Linked DNA regions of Homo sapiens: region 1 is linked to region 2. A link is an interaction called in ENCODE POLR2A ChIA-PET data of the cell type or tissue named here. Cell type or tissue: OCI-LY7. All regions are shown on one strand. Each heading gives the region's core, and the rest is flanking DNA. Links, peaks and the distances in the headings are about the cores only.

Region 1 (5,372 bases), core at 186-5,185, 330 kb after region 2:
TAAAGCTCTCATTCTTTTACCTCACCAAAACCCACCATTGTTTTTGGTATCTCCACAGTGTGGCAAATTTTTGCACTTTGGGAGTGAATTTGATTTCGGAGACCACCTGAAGTCTGATTTAGCAGCAGCTCTGATGAATTTAGCAATGATAATACTGGGGCCACTTGTTGGTTTTTCAATAGAAACTAGAGATGATTATACACTAGAGAGATGCTTTGCTGATGGAGTTTGTAAACTGGCCTTGAAGGCTGTTGCCAAAATATCAGGTGGTTCAAGAAAAAGTTCGGCCTCCTGAGGAGACATCTTTGAAGGAAGCCATACTCTTTTAGGTGTATAGTTTTGTTACGAAACAACAACTACAATAAACATCGCCCTCACCTGCTCTGTCTTTCCTTTATAGCCACACTTGGAAGGTGAGTGATGCCCCAAACATGTCTGGAGGCCTCCTCAATGCTCTATGTGGGAGCTGGAGCCCCAGGATGAGTGAGAGACCCCCTCCCAGCCCTGGGGTTGTGGTGGCCTCTGCTGCCTATGCTCCCGTGTGACTCCCCCTCCTCCTCTCCCTTCTGGCCCTTCCTCCAAATCTCCTCCCACCCACAGCAGGGCCTTCTCTCCACTCTGGGTTGGCTTCACTTCTCTACCTCCTCAGCTCCCCATCTAAGGCTCCTCAACTCTGAGGGCCTTTCTTGACCCATGGGCTGGATGATGCCTCCTTTTCCCTCCTGAGCACTATCACCGTATCTGATTATATTCTATATGGTTAATGTCTGCTCTCAGAAGCCTCTGGGTGAGGGGACCTCTCTGTTTGTCTAACACATCTGTCTATACTCAGTCCCTGGCACAGTGTAAGTGCTCAGCAAGCATGAGCTGAATGAATAAATAAGTGAGCAAACAGACACATAAACCTAGATCCATCCATTTATTCCTTCAGCCAACATTTTCTGGGATTCCTTGTGTGCTAGGCCTCGTGCCACCATCTGGAGATGCAGAGAGGCGGGAGACCCATGTGGCCTTTGAGGGGCTTTCAGGCTCGTGGGGGTTCAGGCACAGACACCACCAATCTGAACCAGGGGACTGCAGGATGCTGGGTTAGGGGAGAGAGGGATAGGCTGGCTGGCCTAGGGGGTCCTCAGGAAGTCTTTGGGGGTAAGGAGAGAACTCCTGAAAGGTAAGGAGAAGCCGAGGGCTAAGTTACATTTCGAGTGGATGGGAAGGGGTGTGGACTGACTGGGCTCCTACTCACTATTGGGGACTGTGTATGCTGGCCTGGCCTTAGAGTCCTCACAGCCAGCTACAGTCCCCTGGGTATCTGGTGCCCTCCAAGTGCCAGGGCAAGAACAGGGCTGTGGTACCACTTTGTCTCTCCTTCCCTTCTGTCCTTCCATCCTTCCACAAAAAGACACAACGGCCTTCAATGTGGAGCGGTCCCAGGGTCACAGAGGTAACCCAGACATAAGCAACAGGCATGTGCCCCAGGGTGCTCACACACCCTGAGGGGAGTCCTGAATGCCTCGGAAGCAGAAGCTTTGCTCTAGGTGAGCGGCTTTCATCCTGGGTCTGGTGAGGTGACGTGGAAGGAACAGAATTCAAGGCTGCATGAGGAGGATGTTTAGCCGCACATGAGGACATTCTCCCATGGCCAAGAGTGTAGGTATGGCGGGGGGGCTGCCCTGGGATGGGAGGCGCAGGCCTTAAGGGCAGTTCAGGTTCTTCAGACAAGCCGGAGAAGCCAGGGCGTGGTGTCAGGGACTTGTCCACATGCCCCAGGCCCAGTCTGCCTCCTTCTGAATTACACCCCTGGGGGCTTTGGCTAGTGGAATAGGGTGTGTGCTATTCCAGATGTGGCTTGAAGGATGGCTGGGCTGGGACAGAGCTTTAGTGTAGAGGCAGCTCTGGGATGCTGGTGGGCTATGGCCGTGTGGTGGGACCTATAGGGTGGTCTGTAACTGGCAGCTGTGTGATCTGGGTGGTGGGCAGGGGCACTCCTCGCTGGATGTGGAGTCCAGATGTGAGGGTCTGTTTAGCATTCTGGGGTGCTGGGAGGTGGCAAGAGATTGCTTGATCCTTTTGGCTGCCTGTGCTCTGTCACTGGGTGGGTGGAGACAGCTGTGGACTGGGAATATTTGTCAGCCATGGGGTGGGGATTATAGATGTGTAGGAGGTAAAAATGGCTTGCATCTCTGAGCCAGTTCGGGGACCAGTGGGTCCCTGGAATCCCTGACAGTCCCACAGCAAATGAAGGTCAAGTACCCACCATCCTGGTAAGCATGGAGCCCCAGGTGCCGAGAGCAGGCACTCGGCTCTGACTTCAAATAGAGAGACGTTCCTCAGGGCTCTTCGAAGCACTGGTGAGGGCTGGTAGGCAGAGAGAAGGCCTCAGAGAACGGCCCTGGGTGTTTTCAGCTGCGCTTGTTAGAAATCTTGATGCGCGCCCCACCCCCACCCCGTGGTTGTTGGGCTCACGCTGCCCTGCCAGGTCTCTGCCCCTGGCTTTCCTTCCTTTCCTCTTCCTCTCCCTTTGGCTCCAGCCCCAGCATCATCTTTCTTCCTTTTCTTAGTCTTCATTATGTGTCTTGGCCTCTCCATTCCTCCCTGGTCAGCTCCTTTTTTTCTGAGCTGGATCTCTGTGTTGAGTGTTGCCTGTGGGTTGAGTCTTAGCTTTTGTCTCCAGAGAGAGCCACACTGAGATCTGGAGGCTGGGGAGATCCAGAGATCCGGCCTGGGGTGGGTGTGAGGTGGGGTAGGAAAGAGAGGAGGATAAAAGGTGATTGAGGGAAAAACAAGAAAGGAAGTATTCACCCACTCCTAGCACTCCAGGACAGCTTCTGAGGTCCTTTACACAGTGATCCACCCTTGCTTTTCTCAAACTTTCAAGCAATCCTCCTGCCTCAGTCTCCTATGTAGCTGGGACTACAGGCTAGGACCACTGTGCCCAACCTTGCTTTTCTTGGGGACGAGGTGGATAGGAGGGCCAGAGGGATTGTCTAAGAAAGGGGAATCCAGAATACACCAGATGGGAGTGGAGGGAGAGGGAGACCCAGGGAGCATGCACCTCATGACAGAAACACAGAGAGGGGAACAGAGCAACGGAGAGGAGCAAAGAGGAAGAGGAAACAGCAGAAAAGTCAGAGGCAGGAAAGCAGAGTGAGGGACTCAGAGACAGAAAGGAACAGAGAGAAAGAGAGGGCGCGTGCATGCGAGCTGAGCGCATGAGAGTGCATCAGAGAAAGATGAAGGCAGCCGGGCTGAAGGCAGGGGACAATGAGAAAGAAAAAACAGTGCGGGGCAGCTGCAGCTGAGGCAGGTGGGCAGGACTGTGGGGCAGGAAGGAAGGACCTCACACCTGGCCCCCCACCCCCCAGGCTGGCCATGCCTGGCAGAGTACGAGGAAATTGGCCAAGGCCCTGGTGTGTGTGGACTGTGTGTGGAGGGTGAGGTGGCGGTGTGTGGTAAGGAGGGATGTACTGCTCTCCCTACCCATGTGATCAGGTCCCAGTCGGCTCTGGCTGGTCCCTGAAGCTACCTGAGATCATCCCTGTCCATTCACCCTGTCCCCTCCCCACCGTGGCTCACAGGGGCCCAGAGGAACGTGGAAAAAGGCTTGAGCATCCCTGACTTCTGGCCTGGGGAATGGGGAGAAAGGTGTGTGTGTGTGTGTGTGTGAGAGACATCACTTTGGACGTGATCCCCTTTCAGTTTCTCTCTAGCTTTGCCATCTCAGAGTCTCTAGTGGGTTACCAACTCCCCTCCACCACTATCTGCCGTCTGCCTTTTATCTCTCTGGTCTCCTTTCTCTCTCACTCTCACTCAGCCTTTCTGTTCCTCTCTGTGCATTGCCCCCTTTCTAGTTCTCCCTGCCTCTGGCCCCCGTTCTCTCTTTATCTGCGTCTTCTCTCTGTGTGGCTCCATCACTGGGTTTTCTGCTCTGTTGTGTGCTCTTTCTCTGTTTCTCTCTCCGTCTCTCCAGTCACTGTCTCTGCGTCTCTCTCTGTCGTGCTCTCTGCATTTGCCCTTCCTCTGCTCTTTTTCTCTGCCTTTGCCTCCTGGTTTTGGTGTCTGTGTCCCTTCCAGTCTCTTTCATCTTCTGTCTCTGCTTCTCTGTGCATCTCTCTGCGTGTGCCTCTGTCTCTCACTCTGCCGTTCTCTTTCTCTTGTCGTCTCTCGGGGTCTCTGGCTGTCCATCCCTGCCTCTGTTTGTGTCTCTCTCGCTCCCCCTCCCTGTCCCCCCCTTTTTTTCCTGTTTCTAACACCCACACTCACATCCTACCTCTGGAGTAATTGCTTTTGTCTGGGTTGGACTGGACTTGTGGTGGGGGGAGGGCGGGGGGAGCGGGTGGCGCTGGGGGGGTTGGGAGGGACGGAGGTCGCTTGGTGGAGTTGAGGTGGCATCCACCAAAGCAGGGGTGTTGAGGAGCAGAGGTACAGCCTGCCCAAGGTGCCGGGGGAGGGACGGGGGCCTGGGCCCATCCTGGCAGGGGTCTGGGGTCTCTGGCAGGGAAGGGAAAGAAGGCAGGCAGGCCCTGACATTGGGATTTGGAGATGATGTAGTGATAAAACCGGCTAGCCAGTGTCTCCGTGGCAGCCCCTGCTGCCTCGCCACCCTCCCCCACTCAGAGACTCAGGGTTGTAGCCTCTACACACATACACCGTGCCGTCTACACCAAGTCACCATGACACACACAGGGACACACCCAGAGCCTCCAGCCCACTTGTGGAAACACACTCGACCATCGGCACACAGGGACACACAGCATCACATAGACACACAGAGAAACCGCATGGACTCTCCGACACTCATGAGGAGAACCTGCTTCCAGTACACATAGAGACCACCGCGCAGATCCCTGAAGCACACGCAGCTGCCCACAGGCACAGGCACAGATCCACACGGGACCCATGGAGGCTCACGCACAGCAGCATCCGTGCTCAGACACACTCTGTCAGGGGCATGCGCACGCCAACACACACAGGCTTCCCAGAGCACATGGGAACACATAGCTACCCCATTAACTGGGGACAGAGGAGATCCCTGAGGTGTTCCTGGGATACATCCCCAAGGGACAGACAGAGACTTAGCGTCAGGGAAACACTCATGGAAGTGCATACACAGCCACCCAGTGCTCCTGGGACACATCCATGAACTCATGTTCACACACAGACATGACTCGGGCCAAGACGCTCGGGTATGTGCAGTCCTAGAATCCCCCAGCAGAGCCTGAGGACACATGCACACCCTGCGTCCATGGCAGCTCGCACACCACAGACCTCTCGCTGGAACCTCCTGTCCGAAGCCGCACAAGCTTCCCACCCCAACCACACATGTGCAGGCCAGACCCTGGGGTGAGGCCAAGGCAACTTCTACCCGCAGGGAC
Region 2 (5,372 bases), core at 279-5,278:
CACGACAGTTTACAAATACCATGGCAATGTCTAGAAGTTACCCTAAATGGTCAAAAAGGAAAAGGAACCCTCAGTTCCAAGAAATCGCCACCCCTTTCCTGGAAAACTCATGAATAATCCACCCCATATGTAGCATATAATCAAGAAATAACCACAAAAATATCCAACCAGCAGCCCTCAGGGCTGCTCTGCCTATGGACCAGCCATTCTTTTGTTTCTTCTCTAATAAACTTGCTTTCACTTTACTCTATAGACTTACCCTGACTTCTTTCCTGTGTAAGATCCAAGAACCCTCTCTTGGGGACTTGATCAGGACCCCATTCTGGTAATAATATGACCCAACAATTGCACTCCTAGGTATATACCCAAGAGAAATAAAAACATGTCTATACAAAAACTCATACACAGATGTCCACGGCTGGGCTTGATGGCTCACCCCTGTAATCCCAGCACTTTGGGAGGCTGAGGTGGGCAGATCACTTGAGCTCAGGAGTTCAAGACCAGCCTGGCCAACATGGTGAAACTGCGTCTCTACTAAAAATACCAATATTAGCTGGGTGTAGTTGTGTGCACCTGTAATCCCAGCTACTCAGAAGGCTGGGCCAGGAGAATCATTTGAACTGGAAAGACGGAGGTTTCAGTGATCCGAGCAACACTCCATCTCTTAGAAAGAAAGAAAATGTTCATAAGCAGCATTGTTTGTAATAGCCAAAAGCAGAAACAACTCAAATGTCCACCAACTGATGAATGGATTTACAAAACGTGGTATATACATATAATGGAAGATTATTTGGCAATAAAAAGAAACGGGGCTGGGCACAGTGGCTCACACCTATAATCCCAACAATTTGAAAGGCCAAGGTGGGAGGATCGCTTGAGCCCAGTTGTTTGAGACCAGCCTGGGTAATACAGTGAGACTTCATCTGTATAGGAAAAAAATTTTAAGTAAAAAATAAAAAGAAATAAAGTATTGATACATGATACAACATGGATAAAGTTTGAAAACATTATGCTAAGTGAAAGAAGCCAGTCACAAGAACACATATTATTCCATTCATATGAAATATTGAGAATAGGCAAGTTCACAGAAACAAAGAAGTAGATTAGGGTTCCCAGGGGCTGGAGAGAGGAGGCTGAAGGGTGGGGTGAAAAAAGGAGCAATTACTAATGGGTATGGGGTTTCTTGCTGGGGTGATGAATATGTTCTGAAGATTGATTATGGTGACAGTTACACAATTCTGTGACTATACTAAAAATCAGGCACTTGTTCTTCAAGTCACGCACTTGGGTGTCTTCCAAGCATACTTTCTCTTTTTTTATTTTCTAAAGACTTTTAAAAATAAACTTCCAGCCAGGCGCGGTGGCTTACACCTGTAATCCCAAGCACTTTGGGAAGCCGAGGTGGGTGGATCACCTGAGGTCAGGAGTTGGAGACCAGCCTGGCCAACATGGTGAAACCTCATCTCTATTAAAAATACAAAAAAAAAAAATTAGCTGGGCATGGTGGCAGGCGCCTGTAATCCCAGCTGCTCAGGAGGTTGCGGCAGGAGAATCGTTTGAACCCAGGAGGCAGAGGTTGCCGTGAGCCGAAATCACACCATTGCACTCCACCCTGGACGACAAGAGCAAGACTCCATCTTAAAAATAAAATAAAATCCCTTTGGCCATGGGGATGGTTGGAACTCAGACCTGGCAGAAAAATATGGCTCAGGAGACTAACCAGACCCCGGGGCCCATGCTGTGTAGCACAGGATGTGGCTTTTATGGAAATCCTAGGACAAATGGAATGTGTTCAGTTTGCTACAAAGAACATCTTCAGAGGCAGCAGAATAGTGGCAGAATGAGCCCAATGGGGACAGCTAGTGGTTCCAACAGTCCTACCTCAGATTCTGCATCTGTACAGAGAGCAGACACTAGCTTAAACAACTGTGAAGGTGCTGCTGGCAGCACATCTGAAAAATCAAGAAATGTGCCTGCGGCTGCCTTGCCTGTAACTCAGCAAATGACAGAAATGAGCATTTCAACAGAGGACAAAATAACTACCCCGAAAACAGAGGTGTGAGAGCCAGTTGTCACTCAGCCCAGCCCATCAGTTTTTCAGCCCAGTACTTCTCAGAGTAAAGAAAAAGCTCCTGAATTGCCCAAACCAAAGAAAAACAGATGTTTCATGTGCAGAAAGAAAGTTGGTCTTACAGGTTTGACTGCCGATGTGGAAATTTGTTTTGTGGACTTCACCGTTAACTCTGACAAGCACAACTGTCCGTATGATTACAAAGCAGAAGCTGCAGCAAAAATCAGAAAAGAGAATCCAGTTGTTGTGGCTGAAAAAATTCAGAGAATATAAATTACTTCTTGTGAAGAGACTGAAACTTTGTTTTTATTTTAATACATCATAGGAAAACATTAAAGAGCAGATGCATGGCCATTTTTAAAAAAAAATAAATAAATAAAAATAAAATAAAATAAAATAAACTTCCACTCTTGCTCTGGGAAAAAATCATTGAGGAATATACTTTAAATGGGTGAGTGGTATGGCATATAAATTATATCTCAATAAAGCTTTTTTTTTTTTAAGAAAAAAAAGAACACTGAAGCCTGGATAAAGACTGTACCAGCTGGACAGAGTTTAGATTCAGTTGTAATATCCCATAAGCCCATTAAGACCCATAGCCAACCTGTAAAACTGCAATAATCTGAACTTTGACTTTACTTTTAAAAAAAAAAACCTAACATTGAAGCCTAGGACCCCATTTTTGGTCATTCCCTACCAGCTTTGTACCACTTGTTTAATTGATTTAATGGCAAACATAGCCAAAGTAACGATGTGTATTTACTGAGCATCTATTATGTGATAGCTACTTTTCTAGGACCCAGGATTCAATAGTGAGACATGTAGTCCCTGCATACAAAATGCTTACAATACATTCACCAGGTAATCTTGAGAGGGCATGGTAAGCGCTACACAGGGGTAAGTACTGGGTACTTCAGAAGCATGACCTGGGGTTGGGGTGTTAGCATAGCATAGCACAGAAGAAGGGATGTCTAAACCAAAGATAACTAAAGTTGATAAGAAAGAGGCGTAACAGGAGCATTCTAGGCAGACAGAATAACTGCAAAGGCCCAGATACAATAGAGAACAGGGGTATTTAAGGAATTAAAGTATGTGTTGTGTACCTGGAGTACAAGAATGGGGGAAAGGTGGGGGCAGGATTAGCACAGATGAAGCTGGAGAAGACTGAGTTCTTTTAAATTTGTAATATAACAACAACAAAAAAAGCTTGGGGGCCCTATTGAAGAGATCAAAGTGCATCCTGAGGGCAACAGAGAACCATTTAAAGGGCTTTAATATTAGGGAAAATGTGATTAGAATTTTGTTTCATACATCCACTTCACCCACACTGCAGAAAATGAATTAGAGTGGCATGGAATTAGACTGAAGACAAAAAAGTGGAATCAGAGAGAAGGCTGCTGCAGTGATCTAGAAAAGGAAATGGCTGAATCAGTAGTGTGAGTAAGGTTGGAAAAAGAAGTGGACAGCTTGAGAGATATTTAGCAGGTAGTATTGTCAAGACTGAGTGATCGACTAGATGTGGGGGTGATAAAAGAGTAATCAAAGATGGTGGCCAGATTTCCGGTGTGGATCTTTGTGGGGTACCATCCACTGAAATTTTTTTTTTTAATTTTTTGAGACAGGGTCTCACTCTGTCACCTAGGCTACAGTGCAGTCATGTGATCACAGTTCACTGCAGACTCAACCTCCGGGGCTCAAGCAATCCCGACCTCCTGAGTACCTGGTACTATAGGCACATGCCACCACGCCGAGCTAATTTTTTTTTTTTAAGACATGAAGTCTCATTATGTTGCCCAGGTCACAGGCATGAGCCATCGCGCCCAGCCATCTCTGTCTCTCTTTAAATGGAGATGGGGTCTTACTCTTTGCTTGGTCACAAACTCCTGGACTCAAGCAATCCTCCCGCCTCAGCCTCCCAAAAGTGCTGGGATTACAGGTGTGAGCTGCTGCACCTGGCTAAAATTTTGTTTTAAACAATCAAGTTTAGAGGCAAGATAAGTTCAGTTTTTTTGGACATGTTGCATATTCAAAAGCAGATGTCCAATAAACTGTTGAGATATACAATTCCAGAGAGATGGAGGGCTGGGTGCAGTGGCTCACACCTGTAATTCCAGCACTTTGGGAGGCCAAGGCAGGCGGATCACTTGAGGTCAGTAGTTTGAGACCAGCCTGGCCAACAAGGCGAAACGCTGTCTCTACTAAAAATACAAAAACTAGCCAGGTGTGGTGGTGGGCACCTGTAATCTCAGCTACCTGGGAGGCTGAGGCAGGAGAATCGCTTGAACCCGGGAGGGAGAGGTTTCAGTGAGCAGAGATCATGTCACTGCACTCCAGCCTGGGCGACAGAGGGAGACTCTGTCTCAAAAAAAAAAAAAAAAAAAAAAAAAAAAAGAGAGAGAGAGAGAACGAGAGAGATGGAGGACAGGCACAGTCGCTCACACCTGTAACCCCAGCCCTTTGAAAGGCTTAGGTAGCTGAATAGCTCGAAGCCAGAGGAGTTCAAGATCAGCCTGTTCAACATAGCAAGACCCTGTCTCTACCAAAAAAAAAAAAAAAAAGTTTTTAATTAGCTGGGCACAGTTGGCCAGGCACGGTGGCTCACACCTGTAATCCCAGCACTTTGGGAGGCCGAGGTGGGCGGATCACGAGGTCAGGAGATGGAGACCATCCTGGCTAACACGGTGAAACCCCATCTCTACTAAAAATACAAAAAAATTAGCTGGGCGTGGTGGCGGGCACCTGTAGTCCCAGCTACTCGGGAGGCTGAGGCAGGAGAATGGAGTGAACCCGGAAGGCAGAGCTTGCAGTGAGCTGAGATTGCGCCACTGCATTCCAGCCTGGGCAACAGAGCGAGACTCTGTCTCAAAAAAAAAAAAAAAAAATTAGCTGGTTACAGTGGCTCACACCTGTATCCCAGCACTTTGGGATGCTAAAGTGGAAGGATTGCTTGAGTCCAGGAGTTAAAAGTTATAGTGAGCTATGATCGCACCACTGCATTCTATCCTGGGCGAAAGAGTAAGACCCCATCTCTGTTTAAAGAGAGAGAGAGATGGCCGGCGTGATGGCTCACGCCTGTAATCCCAGCACTTTGGGAGGGCGAGGCGGGCAGATCACAAGGTCAGGAGATTGAGACCATCCTGGCTAACACAGTGAAACCCCGTCTCTACTAAAAATACAAAAAATTAGCCAGGCGTGGTGGTGGGCACCTGTAGTCCCAGCTACTCGGGAGGCTGAGGCAGGAGAATGGCATGAACCCAGGAGGCAGAGGTTGCAGTGAGCCGAGATCACACCACTGCATTCC

The links. Peaks named below come from ENCODE experiments on the same cell type or tissue, not always from the same donor. Only the 100,000 strongest peaks of a DNase experiment are listed, where the experiment ranks them.
Region 1: POLR2A ChIA-PET joins it to region 2 with 6 read pairs; 2 of 35 experiments call an interaction of 5 or more read pairs at or near these places.

What each region holds. Positions count from the first base shown.
Region 1 is chr19:42,153,054-42,158,425 of GRCh38, reverse strand. It overlaps POU2F2-AS2 (POU2F2 antisense RNA 2), which reads right to left. Exons shown (of 2, transcript NR_186341.1): 2 at 905-2,719. It also overlaps a transcript of POU2F2 not described here. Among named protein-coding and RNA genes, the nearest start is that of POU2F2-AS2, 3.2 kb to the right of the region's middle. RefSeq lists an enhancer at 2,904-3,432. In OCI-LY7, for the core only: no CTCF peak of the experiment used is centred there; DNase peaks (open chromatin) are centred at 3,225 and 3,745; H3K4me3 peaks cover 490 bases; H3K27ac peaks cover 868 bases.
Region 2 is chr19:42,482,045-42,487,416 of GRCh38, reverse strand. LIPE-AS1 (LIPE antisense RNA 1) reads right to left here. Exons shown (of 3, transcript NR_073180.1): 2 at 2,194-2,321. It also overlaps the pseudogene LOC732229. Among named protein-coding and RNA genes, the nearest start is that of CXCL17, 42 kb to the right of the region's middle. In OCI-LY7, for the core only: no CTCF peak of the experiment used is centred there; no DNase peak of the experiment used is centred there.